3 separate regions of the Homo sapiens genome follow, and regions 2 and 3 are each linked to region 1. A link is a contact called in ENCODE Hi-C or POLR2A ChIA-PET data. All regions are on one chromosome and are shown on one strand. Each heading gives the region's core, a stretch centred on a gene start or an enhancer-like site at or near the end of the contact. The rest is flanking DNA. Distances are from core to core; before and after follow the strand shown.

Region 1 (2,952 bases), core at 144-2,643:
AGTTATAAGGAGGGGGAAGAGTGAGAGGAAGGAGAGACAGCTGGGGTTAGGGTTCAGGGAGAAATGCACCACCAGATGGTAAAGGAAGGGACAGGAAGCAGGATTTATTGAAACCTGTTTTAAAGCTGGTCTGGGCCGGGCATGGTGGCTCACACCTGTAATCCCAGCAATTTGGGAGGCCAAGGCGGGCGGATCACAAGGTCAGGAGTTAGAGACCAGCCTGACCAACATGGTGAAACCCCGTCTCTACTAAAAATACAAAAAATTAGCCGGGAGTGGTGGCGGGCGCCTGTGATCCCAGCTACTCGGGAGACTGAGGCAGGAGAATGGCTTGGCTTAAACCTGGGAGGCGGAGGTTGCAGTAAGCCGAGATCGCACCACTGCACTCCAGCCTGGGTGACAGAGCAAGACTCCGTCTCAAAAAAACAAACAACAAACAAAAAAAGCAAAGCCTGTATGTTAAGACCCAGGATCCTTGCATGGGCCAGTAACTCCAAAACGATACCTATCCTTCCTTGCCTGAAAACCCCCTCCCAGGCCGGGCGCAGTGGCTCACGCCTGTAATCCCAGCACTTTGGGAGGTTGAGGCAGGCGGATCACGAGGTCAAGAGATCGAGACCATCCTGGCCAACATGGTGAAACCCCGTCTCTACTAAAAATACAAAATTTAGTTGGGCATGGTGGCACGCGCCTGTAGTCCCAGCTATTCGGGAGGCTGAGGCAGGAGAATCGCTTGAACCCGGGAGTCGGAGGCTGCAGTGAGCCGAGATCGCGCCACTGCACTCCAGCCTGGCGACAGAGCGAGAACCCGTCTCAAAATAAATAAGTAAAATAAAATAAAATAAAATAAATAGCAGTAACAACCATTTTCGTCGCTGACAGCGTCAGGCATCCCCCAGTGAACCAACGAGAAAATGGGCTCAGAGCGGCTAAAGAAGTCGGCAGGAGGCGGCGCAGCGAGGAGGCGACAGGAGAGGGAGGGCCTGACAGGACCAGACCCGAGATCCTGGGGCTGTGGGGAAAGACCTAACGCCGACAGCCCCGACTGTCGCCCGGGCACTGTCCCCGTCGTTCGCGCCCTCCAGACATGCCCAAACCGGCACTGCTGCTCCCCGCTACGCTGCGGGGCGCGAGGCATTCTCAGGACCACCTGAGGTCAGCTAGGCAGAAGGGGTCAGCCCACGGCGCCTCCCGCGCTCTTCCAGGCCCGTTCCTCACCATGATCCCAAGCTTCCCCTCCGGCGGCAACGAATGGATCTTGGCGCGCGGCACTGGGAGCCGCCGGGCCGAGCCTGTCAAGCCCCGCAGCAGCAGCGGCGTCAGGACGGACATGATGGCACGGAGTACACCACAAAAAACGGTCAGCCGTAGCCCAAGGTCAGGAAGCCAAAATGGCTGCGCTGGCCGGAAGTTCTGGAGCTGGGGAAGCAGGGAAACTGCGGCGCGGAAGTCTCTCGGAAATGACGCAAGAACACACCTCCCACAGCCCTTGGCAGTTTTTGGCGCGTTCCTCGAAACAGCCAATTGACACCTTCCTACGCTATGGGCGGAGCACAAAAGGGCTCTTCTTCGAGTTATGTTCCGCCTCCAAGGCTTATACTTGTGAATGACATCTGGGGCCACCCAATCATGTACGCGAGAAGCCTAAACTGTTCTTGACTCCTCCCTTCATTCATACTGTTAAATCTCTCTCTATTCAGGCTGGGCGTGGTGGCTCACGCCCGTAATCTCAGAACTTTTGGGAGGCCGTCTGTACTAAAAAAAAAAAAGTACGGGCTGGGCGCGTTGGCTCACGCCTCTAATCCCAGCACTTTGGGAGGCCGGGGCGGGTAGATCATCTGAGGTCAGGAGTTTGACACCAGTCTTGCCAGCATGGTGAAACCCCATCTCTACGAAAAATACAAAAATTGGCCGGGCGCAGTGGCTCACGCATGTAATCCCAACACTTTGGGAGGCCGGGGCCGGTAGATCATCTGAGGTCAGGAGTTTGAGACCAGTCTTGCCAGCATGGTGAAACCCCATCTCTACGAAAAATACAAAAATTGGCCGGGCGCAGTGGCTCACGCTTGTAATCCCAACATTTTGGGAGGCCGAGGCGGGTGGATCACCTGAGGTCAACAGTTCGAGACCAGACTGGCCAACATGGTGAAACCCCGTCTCTACTAAAAATACAAAAATTAGCTGGGCATGGTGGTGGGCGCCTGTAATTCCAGCTACTCGGGAGGCTGAGTCAGGAGAATTGCTGAACCCAGGAGACGGAAGTTGCAGTGAGCCGAGATTGAGCCATTGCAGTCCAGACTGGGCCACAAGAGCGAAACTCCATCTCAAAAATAAAAAACAACAATAAAAAAAGTTCGAAAGCAGCCTGGCCAACATGGTGAGACTCCATCTCGACTAAGAATACAAAAAATAGCCAGGCATGGTGGTAGATGCCTGTAATCTCAGCTACTAGGGAGGCTGAGGCAGGAGAACTGCTTGAACCCGGTAGGCAGAGGTTGCAGTGAGCTGAGATCACGCCACTGCACTCCAGCCTGGGCGACACAGCAAGACTCCGTCTCAAAAAAAAAAAAAAAAAAAAATCTCTCTATTGAGAGTCCCCTCCTCTCCACCAGGCCTCCGTCGTTTTTGTTGAGAATTCCTGACACTGACCTAGTAACCAAACCTCCCTCAATTACTATTACACTCTTCAATTCCAGTTACCATGCTGGAGCAGCCAACTTCCCTTCCTTCCTACCCTATCACTCTCTCTCCCTCCCCCATCCCTTCCTTCTTGGTTTTTTAAACCTAAATCTGACCAAGTCATATACTTTCAGTGGCTCCCCATTGCTTCCTAGTCAAAATCCCAATTCCCGGATGTCACTGTCCAGCCTCAACTCTCAAAACTCTTCAATATTCCACACCTTCGACCCTGCTCTCTGATTTCCACCAACAAGCCTTTTGTTGCATTCAAAA
Region 2 (2,952 bases), core at 302-2,801, 440 kb after region 1:
CCTGCCTCCTGTCCCTGCCACTCCATATCCAACTCCTCAGAACCCATGGTGGCCTTCCCAAGGGCACATCTGGCCATGACCGTCCTCTGACCTCAGGGCCCAGGACACACCCTGTGGGCAGCTCCCAGGCCCTTCCTGACTGGCCCTTCCTCACCCTCCTCTCCCTCCCTGGGCTCTGCACCCACAGGCCCACTGAGTGACATCCCAGCCCCTCACTACTGCCCTGGCTCTGGTCTCTGCTGCTCTGCACATCTGGTTCTCCCTGCCTCCATCACTTCCCTGCAGCCACTCTTCCTCTTCCCCTCCCTCAAACCCCCTCACCTGAGAAGCTGCCCTGATGGCCCCAGCCTGGCTCAGCTGACCCGCCACCCCACTCCTAGGACCTGGGTCCCCGGGGGCCTCTGCTGCTCTCTGCAGGGGTCAAGTTGAGCTGCAATTCCCTGTGCCTCCCTGTGCCCCTCTGGGCTGTGAGCTCCAGGCAGGCAGGATCCTGTGTGCTCCTCCCTCCCTGCACCTCCAGGACCCAGTGAAGGGCCTGGCGTAGAATGGGGCAAGGAAATAGACAAGGAAGAGGGAGGAGAAAGGAGCAGGGCCAGGACTCCCTCCCAGCTCCTCCTCTGTATGTCAGGGCACCACAGGAGATGGTTTCCATGTGGGGAGAGAGAGGGGCTTTTAACTGCAATGCTGAATGTCTAAAACCACAGTCAAGGTACTGGCAACCTCAGCTGGTGGCCAGTGAGATATGAGCTTTGGCCTGGGCTCCCTGTTAAAAGCCCTGATTTGTTTTGGCAGCAGTAAAGCCCTTCCCCAGGATCAGGTGGTGCTGTTGGAGTGGGCTGCCCTCCAGAATTTGCAGGACTCCTTCCCGGAATGGTTTTGTTTCTAGTAATAGCCTGAGCCCCGCTGTTCCTTTTTAGTCACACACCACCGAGCTCAGCCTGCTCTCCCTAGAGCTTCTGCCAATCGGTACATCTGGGCTGATAGGAGGAGAAATTTCAGTTTTCAGAAAGCTGCTGAGATTAGAATGCACCTTAGAAGGCTGGATGATGCCACAGAGGAACGAGGAGAGAGAAAGCATCGTTTGGGGCCGAGAAGGGACTGAGCCCCAGTCACAGCAGAAGCAGACGATGTTGGGATTTGCTTGCTTCCCACAACCCAGAGTCCCCCACCTGCCCACACTCTGGCTTCTCCTCAGGCTGAGGTAGATTTGACACCCGGCACCCCACAGCTCTCTACTACATGGGAGTCCCGGGCTCCCCGCACTGTGCCAGTTACGCAGAGGAGGTGGACTCTGCCCAGAGGACTCCCTGTCCAGCTGGGCAGATGCACTTTTAAAAGACAAATACAGTTTTCCATGACAGCCTTCTAAAGACGAGCTCTGGAGCTGTGTGCCCAAGGCCAGGAGCCTGGACTGAGGCCTTTCCTAGGGGGAGCTGCCCAACTGCTGTAGAGTCAGTAATGCAAAGCCCTGGGAAACTTACCGAAGCCATCTCGAAGCCAAGAGGAGGTCTGGTGCTCCTCTTGTTTGTGGATCAGCTTTTATGCTGAAGGAGAGAATTTCACTTTCACTTTCCTTTTGACACTGTTTCAACCTCACTTAAATACTAAACACTGTTTAAAAGAGACAACTGTTTAAAAAGGAGCTATTTCTCTAGATGGAAGGACTAATCATTTCTTACACAAGCCATGGACTCATTGGTGCTTTAAAGCCACCTTGGGAGCAGCCAGAGTCGAAGGGGAGCCCTGAATTTCTGCCCTTGCTTGAGAAATAAAGGTCTTTTCTTTTTTTTTCTTTTTTGTTTGTTTGTTTGTTTGTTTGTTTGTTTTTTTGAGACAGAGTTTCGCTCTTGTCACCCAGACTGGAGTGCAATGGTGCGATCTCGGCTCATTGCAACCTCTGCCTCCCGGGTTCAAGTGATTCTCCTGCCTCAGCCTCCCAGGTAGCTGGGATTACAGGCACCTGCTGCCATGCCTGGCTCATTTTTCCATATTTAGTAGAGACGGGGTTTCACCATGTTGGCCAGGATGGTCTCGATCTCTTGACCTTGTGATCTGCCTCCCCGTCGGTCTCCCAAAATGCTGGGATTACAGGTGTGAGCCACCGCACCTGGCCAAAATAAAGGTCTCTTCTAAAAAGAACCCTGGGCAGCTCTTCCTACTCCAGGAAGGGGAGGCATTCGGAGGCAGGGAGATGTCAATCCCCAGTGCACCCCATAGGACATTGTCTTGTAAAGACACCCAGAAAATATTGGGCCAGAAGTCTTGGGAGAAGGCCAGAGGGGGTGTTTCATTCCATGGGGATGCCCTGGAGGTGAGGGGTACCTTAGACCATGTGGAGCCTGGGAGCTCATGGCCCCATTAAAATGCATTTGGGTGCAAGAAGCAGAACTAAACTCAAAAGGGCTTCAACAGCCTGGACACCCATTGTCTCGGTAACAGAAAGGCAGGAAGAGGGTGACTCAGGTTGGGTTTAGTGGCTCACCAAGGTCACCAAGGACTCAGCAGGCTGTCTCCATTGCACTGGTCCTGGGTCTGCACTGTTGCCCTGCAGGGACTCCCATGGCTGTAGCAGCCTTGAGTGGCCCATTTTTACCTGGCTATGCCCAAAAGATGGAGGGAAAGATAATTCTCATTTGTCTTTTTTTCAGGGAGTTAAGTCTTTCCCACAGTTCCCCAGATGACCTGTTCCCTTCTCCATTGGCCAGAACTGGGCCATATTTTCACACCCAACCAGAGGCCTAGACAGGTGGATCACTTGAGCCCACGAGTTCAAGACCAGCCTGGCCAACATGGCGAGACCCCGTCTCTGCTAAAAATACAGAAAAAAAAATTAGCCGGGCATGGTGGCATGTGCCTGTACTCTCAGCTACTTGGGAGGCGGAGATGGGAGGATCGCCTGAACCCAGAAGTCAGGCTGCAGTCAGCTGAGATTGCTCCACTGCAGTCTAGCCT
Region 3 (2,952 bases), core at 321-2,820, 270 kb before region 1:
ACTTGCCCAAGGTCACCTACCTGGCTTATGGAGAACCAGACTCCCAAGCACTCTCTGGTCCTCGGAAGCCCCACCCACTCCCAAAAGGCCCGCCCAACCCACTCACCGTGTAGTGCATGTGCAGGACATCCCCTTTGCGCGATTTGATGGGACAGTGGTCCACCCGCTTCTTGACCCCGATCTGCAGCTTCCTTTTGCCCTCGGCCCCCGTGGCCGTGGCCACGGCGCTCAGGCAGATGGACAGTACTGTCAGGACCCGGAACCAGCTCAGCCTCATGTCTCTGTGGGCACAGACCCCGACCGACCGACTGAACGTGGGGGAGGGCAGGGAGAGTATGGAACACGGGTAGGTAACAGGAGGGTTCCACCGCCACTGTATCTTCCTTGCCCCGGGGGATCCCCTTTGTCCCGGGTCACCGCCCTCTCCCCCGGGCTCCGGGGCCACACTTACCAGTCCAGTGAGAAGGGGGCTTGGCCGAGGACCCCAGCAGCGGGGGGAGGGGGTCAGGGGAGGCCACAGCAGCCAGGGACCCGCCCCTTTGCTCACCCCCATACCTTCCCTCCCTCCCAGTCCCCACCTCCGCTCTTCAGTTCCCGCCTGTCCCTTTACGCAAAGTCCAGACCCTATCTGGCTGCACTGCAGTTGCCCCGACTGGGCGGCCCCACTCACGCCACACCCAGCTGCCCCCGGTCCAGCACACCAACACCTCTGCGGCCGCTGCAGGGGGCCGGCCCCGAGGCACCCACACATCCCCACTGGGTGGCTCCGAGGAGCCCGGGTCCTCGGGAGATACCCCCCAGCCTGGCCCTGTGCTTCCGCCCGGGGCGCCGCCCCAACTCTGAGCCCTTGGGGGTCTCCGGGGCACCCAGACTGGCCCTGTGTCTGCTGGCCGCCGAGCCCGCTCCACCCACACCACCTCTCCCGGTGGAGTTCTCGGCCTACGGCGTCCCCAAGCCCGGCCACCACGGAGACCACCCCCGCGAGGACGCCCGGGGCCATTACTCGGGCCAGGCTCCTCACTTGGCTCCTTGGCACCGCCCTTCGGAGGACGCGGTACCGCCCCCGGGCCTGCAGCCCCGCCTTCGACAGAACTAGACCCCTTTTCCGGAGCCGTAGCCACGCCACTCACCGGCTGAAGCCCCGCCCCCAGCGCCTCCGCTCCGTCCCCCTCTGCTTCCGACCCCGAGGCTCCGCCTTTCACCTCCTCCAGCTCCTCCTTCAAGAGCCAGGCTCCGTCCCCCGACCCTCCTAGCTCCGCCCCCCGCCGCCGGGCTCCGCCTTCCACTGGCACCAGCTCGGAGGTCCCACCCGTCCCGGTTCCACGTCCCGCCCCGAGTCCCAGGACTCCGCCCCGTGCGGCGTGAGAACCCTCCCCCTGCGGCATCTCCGGACAGCTCCGGCCCCCACCCCCAATTTCCTCGTCACCTAGCTCTCGTTGACACTCGGAGCCCGGTCCGCTTCTGCCCGGCCTGATCCAGCCTGCCCTCTTGCACCCCGGCTCCCCCCAGCCCGGGCTGTGGCCCCCGCTCACCTCCTCGCCGCGCCCCCGGAGTCAACCCCGGTGGTGCTGCCGCCTCTGCGCAGGCGCGTCCTCGTCGCTACCAGGCCGGGCCACGCCGCCCTCCCTTATTGGACCGTGCGAAACCCGCGGCCACACGCCCGCTGGCACGGGTCTTTCCCGAGCCCCGCCCCCGCGACGCCGCTGCCCTGCGTCACTTCCGGCGGAGCGGTAGTCTGTAAGGTTAGGTGAAAGTGACTTCCGAAAAGGCCGGAGACACTTCCGGCCGAGGTGATAGTAAGGTCAGGCGGGCGTGGGTTCCCGGAGGGGGTCTTGAGGCGCCATTTCAAGTCGCCCCCAGCCTCTCCCACAGCACTCCTGTTTTCCCGGGCCTCATCATGGCCCACGGCCCTCAGTCGCTGTGGAGCCTGGGCTTCACAGTGACACTCACGTTTGAACTCCCGGTCGGCTGTGTGCTTGGTAGAATTTGTCATCCAATACAGGCGTGTAACACGGGCTTGATGACACCCACCCCACAGGGCCCCTGCAGGACCGAGATGATGTCCAATGACAAGCCCTGGCTTCCAGCCAATGCTCCTGCCCACATCTCTCTCCCAGGAGCCAGGCTTACCTCTACCTGTGCACCTGGGCTGTGACTCATGACTGGAATGATCTGGCTGGGCCTGTTCCCCCACCAGACTTATTTTCAGGCGCCCCAGCAGCCACCAAACATCTGTCAACTGAAGTAATGAACCTGCAGTTGAGAGGCAGCTAAACCTAGGTTGAAGGTTAGGGAGACAGCTGAGTTGAGGTCAAATCCCCCCGGCCAGTTAGCCTTTCTGAGCCTATTTCCTCAATTGTAAAAGGAAGACAATCATGATGCTGACCTCAGAATCGAGCGAGGAGAAAGTGAGGAGGTGCATGTGAAGCATTGTGCGTGACTGGTGGGGCTAACTGGGCTCTGGAGGCGGTAGCTCTGGGGCCCTAACCCCTTTCTGCCTCATGCTAATTGACCTATGGCATGTCCAGTGACATCATGACTGAGAAAATGATTTGAAAGTAGTAATCGCTGTCAGGAATTGTCTCCTGGTTCAACCCACTCCTGCCTTAGGCCCACTAAGATCATACCCACATGCTCTGACCCAACACCTCAGAGAAAGCCTCCATTAGGGTGGCTGCCCCTCCCAGTGGCTGCCCAATTGAGTTAACTCTGCCCCTGAATGTCCTGCTTCAGCAGGCAAAGCAGTGGTGCCCAAGGTTGGCCTTTCATCCACCCCAAACCACTCAGCCCTGGGCACTGGAGGCTGCAGGGAGAAGGGTAGGGGCTGGGCTTGGGCTAGGATAGACAAGTCAGGAGAATCTCAGGCAGCAACTGATGATGAAGGAAGCTGCAGGATGCAAGGGAGGCGAGGGTGGAGAAAACTGTGTGGGTTGGGCGGGCGCGGTGGCTCAC

The links. A loop is a pair of places that touch in the nucleus more often than their neighbours do. ChIA-PET counts read pairs that join two places held with the same protein, here RNA polymerase II (POLR2A). Pooled maps may share reads with other maps.
Region 2: a pooled map shows a loop between it and region 1 (4-fold over the local background). The contact joins the promoter of PLAAT4 here to the promoter of COX8A in region 1. A Hi-C loop is called at or near these places in 6 of 50 pooled maps. POLR2A ChIA-PET finds 5 or more read pairs at or near these places in 2 of 52 experiments (activated T-cell and naive thymus-derived CD8-positive, alpha-beta T cell).
Region 3: a loop to region 1 is called in a pooled map, with 9 times the contacts of the local background. The contact joins the promoter of FKBP2 here to the promoter of COX8A in region 1. A Hi-C loop is called at or near these places in 1 of 168 maps with a recorded cell type or tissue (CD8-positive, alpha-beta T cell), 5 of 37 single-sample maps with no recorded cell type and 14 of 50 pooled maps. POLR2A ChIA-PET finds 5 or more read pairs at or near these places in 7 of 52 experiments (AG04450, CD4-positive, alpha-beta T cell, Caco-2 and 4 more).

The regions. Positions count from the first base shown.
Region 1 is chr11:63,973,061-63,976,012 of GRCh38, reverse strand. It overlaps COX8A (cytochrome c oxidase subunit 8A), which reads right to left and starts at 1,393. Exons shown (of 2, transcript NM_004074.3): 1 at 1,219-1,393. The coding sequence starts at 1,332. RefSeq lists an enhancer at 1,040-1,479.
Region 2 is chr11:63,535,407-63,538,358 of GRCh38, reverse strand. It overlaps PLAAT4 (phospholipase A and acyltransferase 4), which reads right to left and starts at 1,551. Exons shown (of 4, transcript NM_004585.5): 1 at 1,482-1,551. The coding sequence starts at 1,490. RefSeq lists an enhancer at 1,603-1,652.
Region 3 is chr11:64,239,713-64,242,664 of GRCh38, reverse strand. FKBP2 (FKBP prolyl isomerase 2) reads right to left here and starts at 1,570. Exons shown (of 6, transcript NM_004470.4): 1 at 1,533-1,570; 2 at 107-281. The coding sequence starts at 277. LOC114841035 reads right to left here and starts at 1,570. Exons shown (of 6, transcript NM_001370414.1): 1 at 452-1,570; 2 at 107-281. The coding sequence starts at 1,385. The coding sequence ends at 588. RefSeq lists silencers at 372-611, 642-1,661 and enhancers at 760-1,660, 1,942-2,061, 2,102-2,161, 1,661-2,563.